2 separate regions of the Homo sapiens genome follow, and region 1 is linked to region 2. The links are chromatin contacts, found by Hi-C or POLR2A ChIA-PET in ENCODE. All regions are on one chromosome and are shown on one strand. Each heading gives the region's core, a stretch centred on a gene start or an enhancer-like site at or near the end of the contact. The rest is flanking DNA. Distances are from core to core; before and after follow the strand shown. Region 1 overlaps GNG7 (G protein subunit gamma 7). Region 2 overlaps GNG7 (G protein subunit gamma 7).

Region 1 (6,407 bases), core at 2,823-5,322, 36 kb before region 2:
GAGCGGAATGGGAAACTCATCAGGAAGTGTGAAAGTCACTCTAGAAGGTGGGAATGCCAGCAGCCACCAGCCCCCAGCACCTGCACCAACAAGGGGTCTTGCCACACAGCTTGGGCTGGGGCGGGCAAAGCTGGAGGGTGGGGCAGTCGAAGGTGAGAGCTCTTGGTCCTCCCCAACCTCACCCCATGAAGACGGCTGCAAGACTGTGCTGAGCCAGCCCGGGTTCCACAGTCTACAAAGGGGGTGAGAGGTCCATTTTTAATCATCAAAATAGTACAACTTTATGTTTACAAAAGTAACACTGGCTTGTTGCTAAAAAATTTTTTCAGAAAACACACAAAGGTTTAAAGAAAAATATCCTTAGGACAGTTTTCCAGAGGGAGATTTGCTTTCAAGAACAGTTATTCCAATGTCCTCCACCCACTGTCTGCTAGTCCATGATTTATCACAACTTGACCATCCCTGGATATTATCTATTTAAAAAAAAAATACTTGCCAGTTAGACCAGGTGTAGTGGCTCATGCCTGTAATCTCATTACTTTGGGAGGCTGAGGCAGGAGGATTGCTTAAGCCCAAGAGTTTGAGACCAACCTGGGCAACATAGCAAGACCCCATCTCTACAAAAATATTTAACAATTTGGCTGGGCACAGTGGCTCACGCCTATAATCCCAGCACTTTGGGAGGCTGAGGTGGGCAGATCACCTGAGGTCAAGAGATCGAGACCATCCTGGCCAACATGGTGAAACCCCATCTCTACTAAAAATACAAAAAATAGCTGGGCATGGTGGCTTGCACCTGCAGTCCTAGCTACTCGGGAAGCTGAGGCAGGAGAATCGCTTGAACGTGGTAGGTGGAGGTTGCAGTGAGCCAAGATCAAGTTACTGCACTCCAGCCTGGGTGACAGAGCGAGACTCTGTCTCAAAAAAAAAAAAAAAAAAAAAAAAAAAAAATTAACAATTAGCCAGCCATGGTGGCATGCACCTGTAGTCCCAGCTACTTGGAAGGTGGAGCTAGGTGGATCTCTTGAGCCCAGGAAGTCCAAGCTGCAGTGAGGCACAATTGTACCACTACACTCCAGCCTGGGCAACAGAGCAAGACCCTGTCTCAAAAAAAAAAATTGTCATTTAAAGGCTAAAAGTAACAGCTCATTGTATGATCTATAATCTTTTTTATTACTGGAGAGCTTGAAAGTTTTCATAATGAACATTTATAATGCTTTTTGTGGATTATGTTCACTTTTAACAATTTTATTTTTTACATTTTGAGATAATATGTGAATTATAGAAGAGGTGCAAAAATAGTACAGAGTGTTCCCTTACACCTTTCATCCAGCTTCCCATTGGCTGATATCTTCCATAACTACAGAACATTTATCACCACTAAAAAAATCAACCTTGCTGCAATATTAAGTATAGGGCTGATTCAAATTTCATCCTTTTTTCCATTTCCACGTGCTTTTGTGTTCCATGATCTGATCCAGGATCCCACATTTATTAAGCTGGTTTGTTCACTTTTATTGATTTTTTGGAGATCTTTATATATTAAGGACCTCAACTTTTTGTCTCTCGTCCCTTTGGCAAAGTATTTCCATTTTGCTTTTTCACTTTGGTGATGACTTCAAGAGATGGGTGGTAGGTGACATAGGATGATGCTGGCACCCTGGCTTAAAGTGAGGGTTATAGGGCACAGGCTGCATGCCAAACCCTCCACAAAATGTTCTCACCTCCCTGTCCCCTCCCAGACATTCTCTGTTTCTCTAACACAAATTGAGCAACTGGCCACTTGTCACCTTGTGAAACCTTGATATTTTATTCCACAAAGTTGTGCCTATCTTGAGTAGAGCCTACACCTTAGACCATAACACGGTTCATGCGTTGTTTCAACACCTGTTGGGTGATGCAGAGTGAATGGGGCCTGGCCAGGCATCTTGTTGAGGAACATGTCACAGTGTCCTCACCCTCAAGAAGGGGAGGTGTCCCATCCCTGCAGGGTGGGGTGAAAACACGTGCAGAAGTGGGCATTGGGAGTGCAGCCAGGAGCTTGGCTGCAGGCGTCCTGGCTGCAGACACAGCTTTGCTGCTGTGTTTGGTAAACAACACCAGGGACCAGGGAGGGGGCCCCCACATCCCACCCCACAGCCTCAGACCTGTTCTCACCCCCCTGTGGTTTGGGAACTCAGTATCTCTGCTGACCCCTCCTGGGCAATTTGCAAGTGAAGGAATTGACTGCTGGTGCTCCAGGCCACCCGAGAGACACCCTCCGCCCCCCACCCCCCCACCCCCATCACCCCTCCACCCCCGCGGCCCCCCCCATCAGTCTGTCACCCAGGCCTCTGGGCACTTTTAGACAAACTCTGTTGGGGGAGGGGAGAGGAGGAAGCAGAGATTAATCACTTTCAGGCTGGGCCTGCGGCGAAGGCACTTCTAGTGAGGGACATCATAGTGCATTTTCCCACAGCGTTCATGGAAGTCTTTCTTGAGGCCTGATATGAGGGGAAGACGAGGGAAGAAGACACCAGTCTCTGCCTCAACAACCAGGCAGAGGCCGGGCGCAGTGGCCCACGCCTGTAATCCCAACACTCTGGGAGGCTGAGGCGGGTGGAGCATCTAGGATCGGGAGTTCAAGACCATCCTGGCCAACATGGTGAAACCCTGTCTCTACTAAAAATACAAAAATTAGCCGGGCGTGGTGGTGCACACCTGTAATCCCAGCTACTCGGGAGGCTGAGGCAGGAGAATCGCTTGAACCTGGGAGGGGGAGGTTGCAGTGAGCCGTGATTGCACCACTGCACTCCAGCCTGGGAGACAGACTAAGACTCTGTCTCAAAAAAAAAAATGTAAAAATTAACTGGGCTTGGTGGCACCTGTAGTCCCAGCTACTTGGGAGGCTGAGTGGGGACGATCCCTTGAGGCCAAGAGTTTGAGGCTGCAGTGAGCTGTGATTGCACCACTGCACTCCAGCCTGGGTAACAGCAAGACCTTGTCTCTAAAATAAAATAAAACAGAACCAGGCACAGAGCTGGGCACGGTGGTTCATGCCTGCAATCCCAGCACTTTGGGAGGTCAAGGCAGGTGGATCCCCTGAGGTCAGGAGTTCGAGACCAGCCTGGCTAACATGGCAAAACCTCGTCTCTACTAAAAATACAAAAATTAGCCGGACATGGTGGAGTGCACCTGTAGTCCCAGCTACTTGGGAGGCCAAGGCAGGAGAATCTCTTGAAACCAGGAGGCGGAGGTTGCAGTGAGCCGAGATCACACCACTGCACTCCAGCCTGGGCAACAGAGTGAGACTCAGCCTCAAAAAAAAAAAAAAAAAAAAAATAGAACCAGACAGAGAGCAGCAGGGCTGCGTCCTATCCCTGCCCCTTAGACAGAGAGGCATGAAGGGGTGAGCAGGCCAGGCCGGGACCAATGTCGGGGGCCAGGACTGGGACTGGTAGGGTTGGCAGGGCTCACTCAGCTGCGTGTATGGGCCCTGACCCCTGGGCACACCTGCATTCCCCTGCCCTGGGAGTTGCTCCAGTGTTTATTGAGTGGGTCCTCTGGGATGGCACTGGGGGGGTGCAATGGTTTTTTTTAAAGTCCTAGTGGATTCTGGCCAGGTGTCCGAGGAGGACACAAGCTGAGAGACACCTGCGCCCCCAGAACTGGAGGAGGCAGAAAGCGTTCTCCCCTGGAACCTCTGGAGGGAGCACAGGCTTGCAGACCCCATGATTTTGGACTTCTGGCCTCCAGAACTGGGAGAGGATCCATGTCTGTGGTTTTAAGACCCCCTCCCAGTCCCCCATTTGTGGCACTTTCTTACGGCAGCCCCAGGACACCCATCCACAGAGTTCCTGGGAAATGGGGATGTCAGGCCCGTCGTCTGCACGTTTGGCAACCAGAAAAGCCCCTGTCCGTGGGGGTGCGTCCCCTGCTCCCCGCATTTCTGCCAAAGCCCCTTCCGTCGGCAGCTTGTCCTTGCATGTCCCCGAGGAAGGTGACCAGCAGGCGGAGCTGCTGCCCAGCGGCGGCCGTCCCCTCGCCCTCCTCCCTCCTCTTGTTACCATAAACACTTGGAGACCTCAGAGGAAAACGCTCAAGGATTCCCAGCCTCCAGGGCTGTGTGCCGAGGGCTTCAGAGGCTCGCATGGGGAGCGCCCTTTCCTGCACCCGCCCTGTTGACTCTGCTATCTTCCCGGTCGCCCGGCTTCCCGGGGCAGCCTGATGGCCAGGGCGCAGGTCTGGGTGGGTGCCAGGTGCCTGCCCTCCTGCCCGCCCGCCCTGGCCACCCTGAGCTGCAGGACACAGAGACCCGGACGGGAGCCAGCCGTGCTGGGCGTGGCCTGGACTCTGGGTTACGCTGGGGCAGTGAAATTTCAAAACAAACTTAGCCACATGGTCCGAGTCAGGTGTGTCCGGGTGACCCCTGTGCAGACCTTGGCGTCTGGACCTGCCCGGCCGGGGGCACCCATCCCGCAGATGCTGAGGCGGAGCCCCAAATCACGGGACCCTCTGCTGCAGGCACCGGCGGGGCGGGCTGCCAGGGCCGGAGACGAGCCATGTGCATTCTTGGGATGTTTTTTCGTTTAACCGTCTCTCCCTCTCCCAGCCATTTCCTGGCCTCTCGCAGACAAGCGACAGACAAGCAGGTCTGGCGCCGGGCCACGCTGGTGGTTTTCCATGCCGGGGTCAGTCTGGGATCCACATCCCCACAGCTCGGCCCCTGGGGGGCCGGGAGCCAGGGGTTTGAGGCCCCGATCCACCCCTTCCCAGCTCTGTGACCTTAAAATCCTTTAGCATCGGTTTCCCTACTTGTGCATGTTAACATTTGGAAGCTGATGATTCTTGGTCTCGGGGTGTTGGGGGGCTTCCTGGCAGGGAGTGGGTGGAGACCAGAGACGCTGCTCAGCACCCTGCAGTGCCCAGGACGGCCCCACCCCAGAGAGAAGGATCCAGCCCCAATGTCCACAGGGCTGAGGGGGAGAGGTCCTGCTGAAAAGCTGCAAACAGGTGCTTTTCTGCCCAGCTTCTCCGGCCTGGTTAGCGATGAAACCTGTGGCTGCCAGCCATTGAGCCCAGCCCCTGGGCGGGCGTTGCTCGTGAATTCCTTAGGCCCTGCAGGACGGGCAGTCTCTTGCTTGTGGCTGGAGCACCGTTTTCTGTTGATTTATTTATATTCTGCCTCATTCCACAAAGGATCGGAGCAAGCATTCAGGAAGAGATTCTATCAAATACAAAACTGCAAATAGCTTCCTAACATAGTAGAGAACAGGGCGAGTCAGGAGTTGGCACTAGGCTGCCCTCGGTCCTCTGGGTCCCGTATTGGGTTCTCCGAGGGCCCCCGGCTCTAACGGGGGATTTGTCCCAGCTCTGCCTACGCTACCTGTGTCTCAGCAGATCTCTGAGCCTCAAAGCCCTCAGAGACCCTCAAAGCCCCTAAGAATCAGCACCCTCTATGATGTCATAATGCTGAATAAGACAAGCACGTAGCCGGGCGCGGTGGCTCACGCCTGTAATCTCAGCACTTTGGGAGGCCAAGGTGGGAGGATCACTTGAGCCCAAGAGTTCAAGACCAGCCTGGGCAACAACGAGACCTCCGTCTCTACAAAAAAATAAAAGAATTAGCCGGGCGTGGTGGTGCACACCTGTGGTCCCAGCTACTCGAGGGGCTGAGGTGGGAGGATCTGGAGCCTGGGAGGTTGAGGCTGCAGTGAGCTGTGATTGCGCCATTGCATTCCAGCCTGGGTGACAGCAAGACTTCATCTCAAAAAAAAAAAAAAAGGAAAATAACACCATAACATTTTATATAGGGATGTTCTACATTTTCTTTTTAGATTTATTTCTCAATATAAATATGTAGCAAATGCTTACATGCATATATAATATGTAAAATATTACGCTGATTTTTTTTTTTTTTTTTTTTTTGAGATGGAATCTTGCTCTGTCACCCAGGCTGGAGTGCAGTGGCGTGATCTCGGCTCACTGCAACCTCCGCCTCCTGGCTTAAAGCAATTTTCCTGCCTCAGCCTCCCAAAGTGCTAGGATTACAGGCGTGAGCCACCACGCCCACCCAGAAGACTCTAGCTTAGCAGAGTTGTGGGAAGACACTCCCCTGCTGGTTCCTGGTGTGAAGAAGTGAGCGGTGCATTGCGAGAAGGCCCGAGGAGGGTCTGATAGCTAGGACCCAAGGGTGGCCCATAGGAGCTGGGAGTGTCCCCCAGGCAACAGCCAGCAAGGAAACAGGGACCCCGGTCCTACAACCACAGGGAGGCAAATGGTGCCAACAGCCTGAGGGAATGCTGGATGAAGAGCCTTCCCCGGGCGAGCCTTGGATGAGACGCAGCCCCAACCAACACCCAGACTGCAGCCCTGGGGGTACCCTGAACAGAGGCCCTGGCTTGGCTGTTCCCGGACTCCTGACCCCA
Region 2 (6,234 bases), core at 2,007-4,506:
CGGCGCTGCCCCTTGCCCTGGCCCGGGGCCAGGGTGACAGCATTTCCTCAGCCGGGAAGCCCAGAACTGGAGTGACAGGAGCCACGGGGTTCAGTGTCCTGGCCCGGCCCCGGTTCCCGGGCTTGCAAACTCTCACATGACCGTGGTCATCCCCCGCCCCCGCCGACCCCACCGCCGGGTGGACAGAGAGCAGCTTTTCTTTTCTCCTGCTCCCGTCACCGCGGCGACCAAACCCACACTGGCGGCGCGTCACCCTCTGTCGTCGCGGCCTCTTTGTCTGAACAAGCCGGCTCATTCTTAGGCTCCAAGCTCCGGCTGAAGGCAGCGGCGGGACCTGCCCCGCTGGTCTATTTTTCACTTTCTCGTGGGCACCTCATTCATTCCCTCTCTTTAGCCCCTTCTAAATATAGCTGCCCCGGGGACCGATTTAGCCTGAGAGCAAAGGGCCCACACTGACAGGGACAGTCACAAGGCACTATTTTCCAGCCAGTGCGGCCCTCCCTTCCATGTGGCAGAGGCCCTCCCGCCCGCAGCCCTGGGCCCCACGGCCCTGCCTTGAGGTCACAGAGCCACCAACGGTCAGAGCTGGCACGGAAGGCCCCACACACAGCCGCCCTCCCAGGCCCTGCTGGGCGACCTGGCCCTGGAGAGGCTGCAGGTGCAGGGTGGGTGCCCACGCTGGGTGCAGGGTCTCTGCATGCAGACCCTGGTTGCTGAGGGGGCCCTGGGGTTCTGTGGAGCGGGCAGCAGGTGTGGCCAGTCTCAGACCTGTCTCTTGTATTGAAGTTTCCATTTCAGTCGGGCTCCCCGGGCTCTGCGTGGGTCCCCTCTTTGGCGTCCTGGTGAGAACATGGCAGGCCGTGGGGGGCCTGCATCCCAGCTGCCAGGGGACACATCAACGCCTGATCGTTGCCCTGTGCCTTCTCACCCTGATGCCCTGTGTCCGCTCTGGAAGCTGTGTGCACCTTTCTTTTTCGTTTGTTTGTTTTGTTTTGTTTTGTTTTGTTTTTGAGGCAGAGTCTCGCTCCGTTGCCCAGGCTGGAGTGCAGTGGCGCGATTTTGGCTCACCGCAACCTTTACCTCCCGGGTTCAAGCAATTCTCCTGCCTCAGACTCCTGAGTAGTGGCATTACAGGTGCCCACCACCACTCACGGCTAATTTTTTTGTATTTTTAGTAGAGAGGGGGTTTCACCGTGTTGGCCAGGCTGGTCTCAAACTCCTGATCTCAGGTGATCCACCCACCTCAGCCTCCCAAAGTGCTGGTATTACAGGCATGAGCCACTGCACCTGGCCTTTTTTTTTTTTTTTTTTTTTTAAGACAGTTTCGCTCTTGTTGCTTAGGCTGGAGTATAGTGGCGCAATCTTGGCTCACTGCAACCTCTGCCTCCCAGGTTCAGGCAATTCTCCTGCCTCAGCCTCCTGAGTAGCTGGGATTACAGGCATGCGCTACCATGCCCAGCTAATTTTGATTTTTTTTTTAGTAGAGATGGGGTTTCACTATGTTGACCAGGCTGGTCTCGAACCCCTGACGTCAAGTGATCCGCCCGCCTCGGTCTCCCAAAGTGCTGGAAATACAGGCATAAGCCACCGTGCCCGGCCTATGTGTGCACCTTTCTGCAGAGTCTAAACCAGGGTCCCCTAGGCACTGTAGACATGGCGGCCAGATTGTTCTCTGAGGTGGGCCTGTCCTGGGCACTGCAGGGTGCTGAGCAGTATCCCTGGCCTCCACCCACTCCATGCCAGGAGCACCCCCCAGTTACGACAACCACAGATGTCGCCAGACAGCGCCCAGGGTCCCCTGGGGGACGGAATTACCTCTAGGTGAAACCCCCAGGGATAGGGGATTCCACGGACCCCCAAGAGACTCTGCGTCCCATGATCCTCTGCTGTGCTGAGGTCCCAGGAGGCTGCACACAATGAAATCCACACCGAGCTGGGAGGGAGAGAGGAGGTGAATCCCAGGAGTTGGGGGTCCCCCTGGTTCACACCATCCATCCCGTTGGGAGCTTATTCTAGTGTGGGTAGGGATTGAACCCCATTTTCCCCAAATAATTAACTCAGGGTCTTCTCCCTCAGCACTGTGGACAGTGGGGTAAGATCCTTCTCTGGGGTGAGGCTGTGCTGGGCACTTACGGTTGCTGAGCAGCGCCCCTGGCCTCCACCCACTCCATGCCAGGAGCTCCCCCAACCCCGACAACCACAGATGTCTCAGGCATCGCCCAGGGTTTCCTGGCGGGGCTGAATCACCCACCCCCCCAATTAAGAGCCACTGTTGGCCCAGCACGGTGGCTCATGCCTAAAATCCCAGCACTTTGAGAGGCCAAGGTGGGCAGATCACCTGAGGTCAGGAGTTTGAGACCAACCTGGCCAACATGGTGAAACCCCATCTCTACTAAAAATGCAAAAATTAGCTGGGCGTGGTGGGGGTGGGGGGCGCCTATAACCCCAGCTACTCAGGAGGCTGAGGCAGGAGAATCTCCTGAACCCGGGAGGCGGAGGTTGCAGTGAGCCGAGATCGCGCCACTGCACACTGTCCTCAGGGGCTTCTGTGAGATGCACTGAGGTCCTCATGGCTCCCGGGGGTGCTCATGGCTGAGGCCCTCGTGCCCACAGCAGGCGTGCAGATGTGCACATTGACGCAGGTGCCCAGGGACACAGCTCTCTGCAAACCCAGCTGCCCCAGCCACTGTACGAAGGCGACTTGTTCCTCACAGTGCCTCGGAGCCTTCTCTTCTCTCCCAAACTACTGTTCCATTTTGTTTGGGTTTGGATCTTTTCCTCTCTAAACATAACACCCTGTCTCTCTTGTCTCTGAACACTGTGTTCTCAGAAGCAGTCATCCCTCCACGGGGAAGGGCTGACGTTTCCACTCCAAGCATTGTCTCCCCTCCTGCCAAATCTGGTTGCTGGTTTTGTTGCTTGGGGTTTATTTTTCTTTCCTTTTTCGAGGCAGGCAGAGGTTTGGAGGGGTGAGAGGTGGGGGATTGCCAGACCCCCAGGAGGAAAGAGTCCAGGAGCTCTGCGAGCTATAAAGCTACTGGTTCTGGAAGTTTTAGAGCCAGATGAAGGTTGCTTCTGTTCTCACGTTGCTGCTGCAGGCCGGCCGCCCCTCCCGCCTTCAAGGCCACCTTCCCCCGGGGCTGACTCACCCCGGCACGCCGCGCCACACAAGGCTGGCTCTGCTTTGATGAGCAGACTGGAAAAGCGCAGCCGCCTCATTGTGGAGCTGCCTGGAAGCCGCCAGAGCCCGCTCTGAGCTGGAATTCGCTGAGCCTGACTTCCTGTGCCGTCAGGAGAGCAAACGCCCGCTGGCCTTAGGAGCCGGTTTACAGGAAGCAGCCATGGGAGGACGGTTTGCTCGGCTCATGGAGAAGCAGCCACCCTCTGCACGGGTTTTAATGCTGCACCCTCATCTCAGGGCTGTGAAAAGAAAAATTGCAGGCCGGGAGCGGGGGTTCATGCCCGGGATCCTAGCACTTTGGGAGGCCGAAGCAGAGGGATTGCTTGAGCCCAGGAGTTTGAGACTGGCCTGAGCAATACGGTGAGGCCCCAGCTCTAAAAGAAAAAATATTAAAAATTAGCCGGGCATGGTGGTGCACACCTGTAGTCCCAGCTACTCAGAAGGCTGAGGTGGGAGGATCTCTGGAGGCCAGGAGGTCAAGGCTGCAGTGAGCTGTGATTGCACCACTGCACTCCAGCCTGGGTGACAGAGCAAGACCCTGTGTCAAAAAAAAAAAAAAAAAGGAGGCCAGGCACGGCGTCTCATACATGGAATCCCAGGACTTTGGGAGGCCAAGGCAGGTGGATCACTTGAGATCAGGAGTTTGAGACCAGCCTGGCCAACATGGTGAAACCCTGTCTCTACAAAAAAATAAAAATAAAAAATAAGCCTGGTGTGGTGGTGGATGCCTGTAATCCCAGCTACTCGGGAGACTGAGGCAGGAGAATCACTTGAACCTGGGAGGCGGAGGTTGCAGGGAGCCGAGATGGCGTCATTGCACTCCAGCCTGGGTGACAGAGCGAGACTCTGCCTCAAAAACAAAACAAAACAAAACAAAAACCACCAAAAAAAAAAAAAAAAAAGGAAAACAGCAGAGATGATGTGTGCAGCATGCTCAGTCCAGCGTCTAACACCTAGCAGCAGCAGATGGCAAATAAGAGCTGAAGCTGTCCTGGGCTGTGGGACCCCATGCCTGCTCACCGGGGGGCCCTCCAGCCTGGAGACCCCAACCAGTCCCATCCTGGCCTTGCGTATCAGCTCCTTACACTGCATAAGAAACTACTGCATATGTGGTGGCTTAGAGCAACACGCCTGCCTGAGCTTACAGTTCTGGAGGTCATGGTGCAATGACGTCCTCTGCCCAGGGTCTCCCAGGCTGAAACTGAAACGTGAGCCGCCTGCTGTCTGACGCGAAGCTTCCAGTTGTCGTCCCCAGCTCATTCAGGTTCTTCCTGAATTCACTTCCTTGCAGTCGTAGGGCGCAGTCCCCCTTTCCTTGCTGGCTGTCAGTAATAAACATTCAGTGCACAAATGAAAAAACCCACCCCAGGCCAGGCGCGGTGACTCGCACCTGTAATCCCAGCACTTTGGGAGGCCGCGGTGGGTGGATTGCTTGAGGCCAGGAGTTCAAGACCAGCCTGGGCAACATGGTGAAACCCCGTCTCGACTAAAAAATACAAAAGTTAGCTGGATGTGGTTGTGAGCGCCTGTAATCGCAGTTACTCGGGAGGCTGAGGCAGGAGAATCACTTGAACCTGGGAGGCGGAGGTTGCGGTGAGCCGAGATCACGCCATTGCACTCCAGCCTGGGTGACAGAGCAAGACTCCATCTCAAAAAAAAAAAAAAAAAAAAAAAAAGAACACACAGCGCTGCCTCCCATGAGCCTAGCCAAGGCCCGACTGTGCACCTGCCACAGGGAGCTCTTTGGAAGGGCCGCCCTGCAGCCAGCCCCAGACAGGAGGCCCAGCAGCACTGGGTACAGAAGCACCATTTCTTCCCATCTCAGCCCTCGGCCCTGATCAGCCTTTCTTATTTTATTTTTATTTTCTTGAGACAGAGTCTCACTTTGTCCCCCAGTCTGGAGTGCAATGGTGAAACCCTAGCTCACTGCAACCTCAAACTCCTGGCCTCAAGCCATCCTCCCGCCTCAGCCTCCCGGAGTAGCTGAGACTACAGGCTTGTGCGACCACACCCAGCTTACCTTTTAATTTTTTTTTTTTTTTTTGATGGAGTCTTGCTGTGTCGCCCAGGCTAGAGTGCAGTGGCGTGATCTCGGCTCACTGCAACCTCCGCCTCCCAGGTTCAAGCGATTCTCCTGCCTCAGCCTCCTGAGTAGCTGGGATTACAGGTGCCCACCACCATGCCAGGCTAATTTTTTTGTTTTTTGTATTTTTAGTAGAGACGGGGTTTCACCATCTTGGCCAGGCTGGTCTCGAACTCCTGACCTCGTGATCCACCCACCTCGGCCTCCCAACCTGCTGGGATTACAGGCGTGAGCCACTGCCCCCGGCCTTGATTTTTTTACTTAGAGGCAGGGTCTCGCTGTATTGCCCAGGCTGGAGTGCAGTGGTGCCATCCCAGCTCACTGCACCCTCATTATGTTCTCCTGAAATTCGGCTTCGCTTCCCCAAGAACATTTATTTTTATTTTTTTATTTTAGAGACAGGGTCTCACTGTGTTGCCCCAGGCTGGCTTTGAACTCCTGGCCTCAAGCAATTCTCCTGACTCAGCCTCCCAAAGTGCTGGGATTACAGGCACGAGCCACCGCACCCAACCTGATCAGCCTCTTTTAACAGGGTCTGGGGGACTCAGGACCTTCCCTGCCGATGGAGGAACCCTCGGTAGCTCCCGCTCCCTCGCCTCTCTGGCCGCCAGGCCCAGGAGCCGCTCGGTAAAGTCCCTGTCTCTGCCAGGCCGGGTGCATTCTTGACATTCCTGTCCTTTTACGCAGGCCGCCCCGGCCAGCTCTCAGAAGCCTCCACCGGCTGCATGCTCTCTCCCTGCTGGTGAGAAGATGGCCCTGGCGGCGGCGGCTCCTGGTCGGTTTATCGAGCCGGGAGTGGCACTTTCCCAACTATGAGAACTATGCTTGGAATTCAGAGCCACCGCCAGCCTCTCTGGGTCTCGCTGTCACGGCTTCCTGTGCAGCTGGAAAACACCTCCAAGAGTGGCCGTGGCATCACAGACCTAAAAAAGGAGCTGGGTTTGCTCCGGCAGGTCTCCCCGGGAGGAGG

What was found. Hi-C counts contacts between places; a loop is a spot of excess contacts on that map. ChIA-PET counts read pairs that join two places held with the same protein, here RNA polymerase II (POLR2A). Pooled maps may share reads with other maps.
Region 1: a loop to region 2 is called in a map of tibial artery, with 13 times the contacts of the local background. The contact joins two enhancer-like sites. A Hi-C loop is called at or near these places in 56 of 168 maps with a recorded cell type or tissue (CD8-positive, alpha-beta T cell, Caco-2, Calu3 and 34 more) and 38 of 50 pooled maps. POLR2A ChIA-PET finds 5 or more read pairs at or near these places in 31 of 52 experiments (A549, A673, AG04449 and 26 more).

Annotation. Positions count from the first base shown.
Region 1 is chr19:2,577,201-2,583,607 of GRCh38, reverse strand. All of the region lies in intron 2 of GNG7 (G protein subunit gamma 7), which reads left to right. Among named protein-coding and RNA genes, the nearest start is that of MIR7850, 50 kb to the left of the region's middle. RefSeq lists enhancers at 4,035-4,084, 3,903-4,197 and a silencer at 3,903-4,197. Within about 2 kb of position 4,072, at least 32 of the 41 ENCODE cell types and tissues checked have a DNase peak (open chromatin) inside an H3K27ac peak, as active enhancers do; they include HCT116, IMR-90, PC-3 and 16 more, where a contact is called at or near this core.
Region 2 is chr19:2,540,731-2,546,964 of GRCh38, reverse strand. The region is part of intron 3 of GNG7 (G protein subunit gamma 7); the gene reads left to right. Among named protein-coding and RNA genes, the nearest start is that of GADD45B, 68 kb to the right of the region's middle. RefSeq lists enhancers at 1-204, 1,298-2,116, 2,117-2,936, 3,243-3,302, 2,937-3,756 and 5 more and a silencer at 2,663-2,752. Within about 2 kb of position 3,256, at least 34 of the 41 ENCODE cell types and tissues checked have a DNase peak (open chromatin) inside an H3K27ac peak, as active enhancers do; they include HCT116, IMR-90, PC-3 and 16 more, where a contact is called at or near this core.